Regions from separate parts of the Homo sapiens genome. Here regions 1 and 3 are each linked to region 2. The links are chromatin contacts, found by Hi-C in ENCODE. All regions are on one chromosome and are shown on one strand. The core of a region is the stretch at or near the end of the contact, and the rest is flanking DNA. Distances in the headings are between cores, read along the strand shown.

Evidence for each region. A loop is a pair of places that touch in the nucleus more often than their neighbours do. Pooled maps may share reads with other maps.
Region 1: a map of CD4-positive, alpha-beta T cell shows a loop between it and region 2 (10-fold over the local background). The contact joins the promoter of DHFR here to the promoter of COX7C in region 2. A Hi-C loop is called at or near these places in 2 of 168 maps with a recorded cell type or tissue (CD4-positive, alpha-beta T cell and ascending aorta) and 12 of 50 pooled maps.
Region 3: a loop to region 2 is called in a pooled map, with 27 times the contacts of the local background. The contact joins the promoter of ZFYVE16 here to the promoter of COX7C in region 2. A Hi-C loop is called at or near these places in 9 of 50 pooled maps.

The regions. Positions count from the first base shown.
Region 1 is chr5:80,653,372-80,656,389 of GRCh38, reverse strand. DHFR (dihydrofolate reductase) reads left to right here and starts at 1,407. Exons shown (of 6, transcript NM_000791.4): 1 at 1,407-1,986; 2 at 2,333-2,382. The coding sequence starts at 1,901. It overlaps MSH3 (mutS homolog 3), which reads right to left and starts at 1,738. Exons shown (of 24, transcript NM_002439.5): 1 at 1,426-1,738. The coding sequence starts at 1,662. RefSeq lists an enhancer at 1,117-1,885 and a silencer at 1,303-1,912.
Region 2 is chr5:86,616,581-86,619,280 of GRCh38, reverse strand. It overlaps COX7C (cytochrome c oxidase subunit 7C), which reads right to left and starts at 1,340. Exons shown (of 3, transcript NM_001867.3): 1 at 1,151-1,340. The coding sequence starts at 1,225. RefSeq lists enhancers at 250-915, 1,213-1,302, 1,235-1,529, 916-1,581, 1,593-1,672.
Region 3 is chr5:80,406,620-80,409,485 of GRCh38, reverse strand. ZFYVE16 (zinc finger FYVE-type containing 16) reads right to left here and starts at 1,422. Exons shown (of 19, transcript NM_001284236.3): 1 at 1,333-1,422. RefSeq lists a silencer at 822-941 and an enhancer at 662-1,460.

The DNA of each region.
Region 1 (3,018 bases), core at 158-2,657, 6.0 Mb after region 2:
ATGATGTGTTATCTCTACTCTGAGAAGGCCTGACGTATGTGAAGCAATTTAAACCTTACAACTGAATGACAAGGTTCCTTGCCATCCACTCTTCAAAGAATCCTCTACTTTTAGCTCTGGAAAACCCTATGGGTGAACTGTTTTTAACACCATAAAAGACAAGGTAGAGTCTGATAGTCAGGAGCCTCAGCAACTCAAGCCGTGTTTAGAATTAATTGAAACCAAGGCTGCTACCGGTCTTGATTCAATGAGCCTTCAGCTTTCTCTAATTATAAAACTTGAATCACCCTACTTACATATGCTAAATAAAATACCTCTAAGAAATAAACAGTTATGTAGCAAAGGCACAGAGGGGAAAAGATAGGTAATAAAAGAACAGTATCATTTTTGACATGTTCACTGCAATTTAAGTGTTTCCTGTTTAAAAGGTTTATGTTCATCACTAAAGATGTGACAAGATTATGAATTTTTTCTTGGCAGAAAACTTGCCAAAAGCATACATAAGTCCTTCACCAGCTACCCTTTAAATGGTGGGTGCAAAATTTTGGTGAATTCATGAAAACGTAGCTCGTCCTCAAAAAAAACAGAAGAGGAGTAATCATTTTAAGGGAGAAATATATACGAAAGGAACAAGATTTTGAAGCACCCAAGCTGCCACCTACATTAAAACACGGTAGGTGGCTAAACACCAGTCTTCAATGCCCTTCCACAGCCTCAATCTGAAAAATACTGTGCAGGTGACCCAAGTGAGGGGTCACCCTTGGGCTTTTCCTGTGGCAGTATCTCTGGTTTAAAAACAAACAAACGTACTTATTGCGTTGAAGGATGGCAACAGGAAGGACTCCATGATTAGTCACATCTATACCATCCTAAGAAACTTTATCCACCCAAACTGTATTTCAGACTTTATAATCTAAACTACAAAAAGAGTTCACTGGGGAACTGCACAATATGACTGCTTTTAACCGTAGTGATTTCAAATATTGAGCCATGCTGTTGCAGTCTTAAAAACTGGAGACCTAAGGGCAGCTTTCTTCTAGTCACCCAATCCAGCACTTTTTTAAAAAATCAGTAAAACTCTTCGACCACCAAGGAAAAAAAAAAAGGATGGAGGTTAAAAGACGCACCCCTTGCCCACAAGCCCCCTCATCAGAATGGGAGTCAGGAGACCTGAGTTCCTGTCTCAGGCCTGCCATTAAAAACCTGCATAACCTTTGCCTATCTCCTCAAACGGAAGTACTAAAACCTCAGCGCTTCACCCAATTTGTAGCCCCGGCTGGGCTCTTCCCACCTTCCCCTTCTTCAGCCCGCCCCTTCCTCCTCCAGCCCTATCATCGGGCGGAGGGTCCCCGCCTCCGCCCGCCTTACCCACAAGCCCCGCCCCCCCAGCCCCGATGGCCCTGCCCAGTCCCAGACAGAACCTACTATGTGCGGCGGCAGCTGGGGCGGGAAGGCGGGAGCTGGGGGCGCTGGGGGCGCTGCGGCCGCTGCGGCCGCTGCAGCCGCTGCAGCGCCAGGGTCCACCTGGTCGGCTGCACCTGTGGAGGAGGAGGTGGATTTCAGGCTTCCCGTAGACTGGAAGAATCGGCTCAAAACCGCTTGCCTCGCAGGGGCTGAGCTGGAGGCAGCGAGGCCGCCCGACGCAGGCTTCCGGCGAGACATGGCAGGGCAAGGATGGCAGCCCGGCGGCAGGGCCTGGCGAGGAGCGCGAGCCCGCGGCCGCAGTTCCCAGGCGTCTGCGGGCGCGAGCACGCCGCGACCCTGCGTGCGCCGGGGCGGGGGGGCGGGGCCTCGCCTGCACAAATGGGGACGAGGGGGGCGGGGCGGCCACAATTTCGCGCCAAACTTGACCGCGCGTTCTGCTGTAACGAGCGGGCTCGGAGGTCCTCCCGCTGCTGTCATGGTTGGTTCGCTAAACTGCATCGTCGCTGTGTCCCAGAACATGGGCATCGGCAAGAACGGGGACCTGCCCTGGCCACCGCTCAGGTATCTGCCGGGCCGGGGCGATGGGACCCAAACGGGCGCAGGCTGCCCACGGTCGGGGTGGCCGACTCCCGGCGAGAGGATGGGGCCAGACTTGCGGTCTGCGCTGGCAGGAAGGGTGGGCCCGACTGGATTCCCCTTTTCTGCTGCGCGGGAGGCCCAGTTGCTGATTTCTGCCCGGATTCTGCTGCCCGGTGAGGTCTTTGCCCTGCGGCGCCCTCGCCCAGGGCAAAGTCCCAGCCCTGGAGAAAACACCTCACCCCTACCCACAGCGCTCCGTTTGTCAGGTGCCTTAGAGCTCGAGCCCAAGGGATAATGTTTCGAGTAACGCTGTTTCTCTAACTTGTAGGAATGAATTCAGATATTTCCAGAGAATGACCACAACCTCTTCAGTAGAAGGTAATGTGGGATTAAGTAGGGTCTTGCTTGATGAAGTTTACCAGTGCAAATGTTAGTTAAATGGAAAGTTTTCCGTGTTAATCTGGGACCTTTTCTCTTATTATGGATCTGTATGATCTGTATGCAGTTCCCAAGGTTCATTTACCATTATTAAAAAATTTTTGTCTTAGAAATTTTATGTATGTCAACGCACGAGCAAATTATCAGGCATGGGGCAGAATTGGCAGCTGGGTGGAGGCTTCGGTGGAGGTGAGCACTCCGAAAGGAAAACAGAGTAGGCCTTTGGAACAGCTGCTGGAAGAGATAAGGCCTGAACAAGGGCAGTGGAGAAGAGAGGGTAAAAATTTTTTAAGGTTACATGACCCTGGATTTTGGAGATCTCGAATTTAAAGGTGATGCACCAGGGATGAACGCTCAGATTTTCAGTTTGAAAGCTGGCGTGACATGTAAAGGAGTGGAGAATAATGTACCATTGTAATGATGAGGCGCCTCTAGGACATCTAGGATAATTTCAGGCGTGGGGATCTAGGTGAATTGAACTGTTGGAGGGAAGGGAATAACCAAGGAAAAGAATGTGGGGGTTGAGAGATGCCCCGTTTAAAACCTAAGAGACCTGGATATTTATGGTTGTAAGAG
Region 2 (2,700 bases), core at 91-2,590:
ATACAGGAAATGCTAGTTATATTTTACATCATCAGGTTAACATATGCCATAAATCATAACATCGTTTTAAACATTTATCTTTCAAATCCTATGACCTTCATCACAAAACACTACATGGCAAGAAATAATCTGGCTTTACTAAGCACTAGGCAATGAATGGTCTTGAGGACTCAAACGTCAAATAGTGAGAAGTTTCTTACTTTAGAAAATCGAAAAAACTACTGTCCTAAGTAGTCACCTTAGAAGATACATGGCAATGTTAAGTGCAATACAGCTCTTTTTTTTTCTTTTTTTTTTTTTTTGAGACGGAGTCCCGCTCTGTCCAGGCTGGAGTGCAGTGGCCCGATCTCGGCTCACTGCAACCTCCACCTCCCGGGTTCAAGCGATTCTCCTGCCTCAGCCTCCCGAGTAGCTGGGATTAGAGGCACACACCACCACGTCCGGCTAATTTTTTTGTACTTTTTAGTAGAGACAGGGTTTCGCCATGTTGGCCAGGCTGGTCTGGAACTCCTGACCTCAGGTGATCCGAACGCCTTAGCCTCCCGATTACAGGCGTGCGCCACCGCACCTGGCCCACAGTTTTTTTTGTTTGTTTGTTTTTCATTACCAAGCACCTTCTCTGGCCTTTATGACTAGGCCTCGTGTGACCCTCCGAGATTGTTACTGCTATGTGGTTTAAGTTATTTACACCTGAGGCCAAACCCAGCCTTAACTGAGGTGAAGGGTTAGTACTTCTAACTTAGGCAGCTAGTTTAAAAAGCCTGTTCCATAACCAGAGGCCCTGATTTCCTCATGATTTTCCAATGACCTTCATTTCGGGTCCGATGACCTCCAGCTCGGATTTAACCAACACACCTACAGCCGTGGCCTCCCGGAGCCATCTCAGGGCTTTCTGCGGGGCGGGGGAGGGGGCGTCAGGTGGCTGATGGAGGCAGGGCTTCCGGATCTACCTGCCCATTCCTTTAGCGGCTACGCGCTAGGATGCCCAGCTTCCTCACTGGTCCTTGGGCTAAGTGGAATGCTAGTCTGCGTCTCAGCCTGGTTTCTGGCTATCATCTCCCACGCCACAGCCCGGAGGCGGCCTTGCAGGTGCGCGAGTCACAGCCAAGCGCCCCCTCCCCCAACGAAGCCGTGCCCCTTACACACTAACCTTCCCAGGGCCCTCCTCATAGTGGCTCCTACGGACCACAGAGGTTGTGAACCTCCGGATGCTCTGGCCCAACATACCGCTGCTGGAAGCTCTGCGAAAGGCGCAGAGAATGAGGACAGATGAAATGGCGGCACCTCACCAAGACCTTTTTTTTCACGACCTTGTTCCCCGGTGCGCAAGGACTGAAAAGAAAGATGGGAAATGGGGCGGAGCCTTGAGGAAACGCGACAAAGCGGAAATCGCCCTGGATTGTGGGAATTGTAGTTCAGACCATTGCGGAGCCTTATCAGCCCCCGAAGGATTGTGGGAAATGTAGTTTCGCGCCAGGCTTAGGTCTAGGATTCCTGGGGCCTGTTACCGGAAACGATTTTATTGAATCAAGTGAAGCAGTTTCACCCCGTATACTCTAGTCTGTTGAAAAGGACAATAAACCCATCCCTTTTCTCTTCTTTCTTTCTTTTTTAAAAATAAAGTATATGCTAGGTGTCAATGATTTCGAGGACTTTTGCCAATGCTGAGAGATATGTGCTAATGATCCTAGCTGAAGAAACAAAGCATAAACACAAGTAATCAAACAACGTGCAGCACAAAGGACTTCAGAGAGAAAACTGAAATGCTAAGGGAATGATCACTAAAGATAATGGGAATCGAATAAAAAAGAAGGAAGAACAAAGGGCAGGGAAAACTCAAGTCTGGTATGAGTACAGCATGTGTGAGGAGTAGAAGGGAAAAGTGGCCTCTGACACCTGGAGCTAGCCTGGACTAGGAACTGGTGTCCGCCTGATGAACGTACACAATTTCAGCAAGCATTAGCATCCAACAAGACCACTCTGACAGTGTTCATTAAGAAAAGAATATGATCACTGTGTAATCACATCTGAACACAGATAAAACATTGTCCAAGCCACGAAAATGACCGGACATCACCCTATCTGGTTTAATTTGATGACTTCTGCTTCTTTACCAATTACAATCTTAGCCTTGATCTAGCCTTTCTTCCTCCTAAGATTTGGTAAGGTAGCCAATATTAGGAGAAAAAAATCCCAAATCCAATAAGCATTTTCTAATATTTTACAGAGAACCCTTACTGCAATGAATAATAAACCCCGTTTGTCAATTACATGTGTGCTTCTGGTGGTCTTTGACCAGAAGGTATTGAGAAGAAACCAGTGATAAATGAACCTGGGAAAGTGGTGTTAGGTTAGATTGTGAAAGGCCCTGGTAACCTAAATGTTATGTTATTCATCTGTGGGGGAGTGTATATTGCCTCACGTGTCTCATTTATATAGCATTAGGAAACAATTCCAATAAGACCTAAGGTTTGCTTTGAAAAGGGCATAACATATATGCTCTTTTCGTCTTTTTTTTTTTTTTTTTTTTCAGTTTTTGGAAGAGAACAACCATGCCCCTCCCCCCCAAAAAAACACTTAAAAAAAACACTTAAATTCATATTTTGTTTCAACAAGTAGCTTCTTTTTGAGTAGGGGTTCATGAAATGCATCATAACTGGTGTCCTCTACCACCTAATTTATAGAAGTTATGTGACATTC
Region 3 (2,866 bases), core at 173-2,672, 6.2 Mb after region 2:
TTTTCTGAGTTTTAATTTCCAAAATGGTAAATATACTGCAGCATTAGGAACCAAAAACTCTATTGGTCCTCAATAATTTTTAAGCGTAATTATCCCCAATCATAATGTTAAATGAACTGTAGCACTATTCTATCATGTAACATTATGATTGAGGATAATTAATGCGGATTTGGCTTTATCTGTAATATAACTGTTTCAAAAGATACTTTGCTCATGTATAATCAAGAAGTCATTTTTATGAAGCTTTTTAAAAACATGGGGAAATGCTTACAACGTAATTTAAATCAAGGAAAGCAGACAATCCAACGATATAAAATCTCATCTCAAGAAAATGCACAGGGGAAAAAAAGACTCAAAGGAAAAAAGTCAAAATATTATAAGTAATTGATTACTATTACATGGTGGAATTATGATTGATCATTTTTCCTTATTCTTTATTCTATTTTTTCAATTTTTGCCACTAAGCATGCGGTTTAATATCCAGGAGAGGAAAAAAAGGAAGAAATTAGGCGAAAAATTATATATAGTTCTACTGGATTAAACCATTAAACTCCCGCCAACTCAAGAGACGACAAGCTCAAGTGAATAAATGGAGGAATCTGATTGAATCAACAAAGTGCCTATTTTTTGAATTGAAAAGATTAACTTAATATCAAATGTATGGACTGGTTTTCATACAAGTCAAACTAATAAGAAAGAACATCCTTAGTCTGGAACATAATATTTGCAATCACGATAGTACAAATAAGAGTTAAAAATAAGGTCCTCTTTTGGAGTTCTCAAAAGTACCAAAGGAAAGGCAGCGGGAAAGACGGCCACTGCATCCTTCTGGTCTCTAACCAAGAGAAAATGCATGGGTGCGGGAATGGACAGTGCGAGAGCACCGGCGGCGATGAGACTCCTCTGCGGGGACCGAGCCTCTGCCACTCCTGAAGAACCACAGTCCCCTCCGCAGTCGCAGCCCCTCCCCAGGCGGGACGGCGGCGCCAGGGCGCTTCTCCCTCCGTCCGCTGGGGTCTCTCCCCCAGGAGCGCCGAACACTCCGGCGGCCCGGGAGCGGGGAACCGGGCAAACAGCCGCCGTGATTGCCCTCCCGGTCCAGTCCGGTCTGGCCCTTCAGGCTCCAGGAGGGGACATCAGATTGGAGGGCCAGGGTTCCCCGGCCAGCTCCGGGGGCTCGGAAAAGGAATCGGTCGGGGCCCAGGCTCTGTCCCCAGAGGAAGAGGGCCAGACCCAGCGCCCAGGTCGGCGGGTCCAGCGGTCACCCCGCCCCCCTGTGGGAACAGCAGGGCTGAGGGGAGGCCGAGACGACCGGTCACGGGGGGCTCTTACCTCCCTACAGCCCCTGCGGAGCTTTTTGGGAACTCGACACGACGTCGCGCTGAGGAGTGAAGAGCTACCCCGGCCGGGAGTCCTGGGAGTGCCAGATCCCGGCTCAGGGCTTCTTTCCCCGCCCCACCGGGCAGCGCAGAGAGCGCAGGCGCAGAGGACGCTTTCCTCTTCGGCTCACACGCCCCCTCCCTCGGCATCCGCGGCCGTCTCCAGGCCCGGGGCGCTTGCGCACTACGACGCAGGTTCCGAGCCAAGGGCACTAGATTTCTTACCGGAAGTGCCTGAGTGGGTTGTTGGGTGACGGGGACGCCTGATGATTCGACCTTAGGTCGGGACTCGGTTCTCCACTCGACTGCGGGATCGGGAGGCCACTCGCGTCAGTGTCTGACTTCCTTTACCCTTCGCTAACCTAGAGGCAGCTTCCCCGGCTCCAGCCTTAGCCCTTTGCTGAGCCTGCGCGGCGTTCCGGTCTCTACTGGACAGACCCGCCTTCCCGGCAGCGGGCTAGGCCTGCTCTCCGCGCTGCTGGCCCCTCGGAAAACATAACTTTTTGTTTACTTCAAACTGATTTTACAACACGCTGCCCCCCCGCCTCCCCCGCTTCCCCCGCTTCCCCTTCCTCCTCCCGGCAGCAATAAAAATGCTCCCAGCCAACGCCGAGCTCCAAGCCCCTCCAGCTGACTGGACATTCCCAGCCACACTTTCCTTCCCTTCGCTGCGTTAGTTCTGCATTTTTATTTTAAAGCAGCTGGTAGAACAGCTGTCTCCCTGTCTAAAAGCAAAAGCTGACTTATCTGATGTAGAAATAAAATGTCACTCACTTGATGTATATTTGCTTGTTGAGTTTTGCTATTTTTACCACAAGTTTCCTATAAATTTAAATGAGACCCGGCGCGGTGGCTCACGCCTGTCATCCCAGCACTTTGGGAGGCCGAGGCGGGAGGATCGCTTGAAGTCAAGAGTTCCAGACAGGCCTGGGCAACATAGCAAGACCCTGTCTCTACTAAAAATGAAAATGAAAAAATTAGCCAGGCGTGTTGGCGCGTGCCTGTAGTCCCAGCTACTGGCTGGGAGTCTGAAGTGGGAGGATCACTTAAGCCCAGGAGGTCAAGGCTGCAGTGAGCTCTGATGGCAACACTGCATTCCAGCCTGAGCAACAGAACCAGACCGTGTCTCTAAAAAAATAAAAAATAAAAACAAGGGAAGAGACATACATGTGGGATCAGATACAGACAGATACAGGGAAAAAGCAGTTCCTCAAAGGTTAAACAGCTCACAGTTCATACTGATCTTTCAAAAATCGCAAGAATTGGCCGGGCGCAGTGGCTCACGCCTGTAACCCCAGCACTTTGGGAGGCCGAGGCAGGCGGATCACCTGAAGTCAGGAGTTCGAGACCAATCTGGCCAACATGGTGAAACTCCGTCTCTACTAAAAATACAAAAATTAGCTGGGTGTGGTGGCGGGCGCCTGTAATCCCAGCTACTTGGGAGGCTGAGGCAGGACAATCAGGACCATTGAATGAACCCAGGAGGC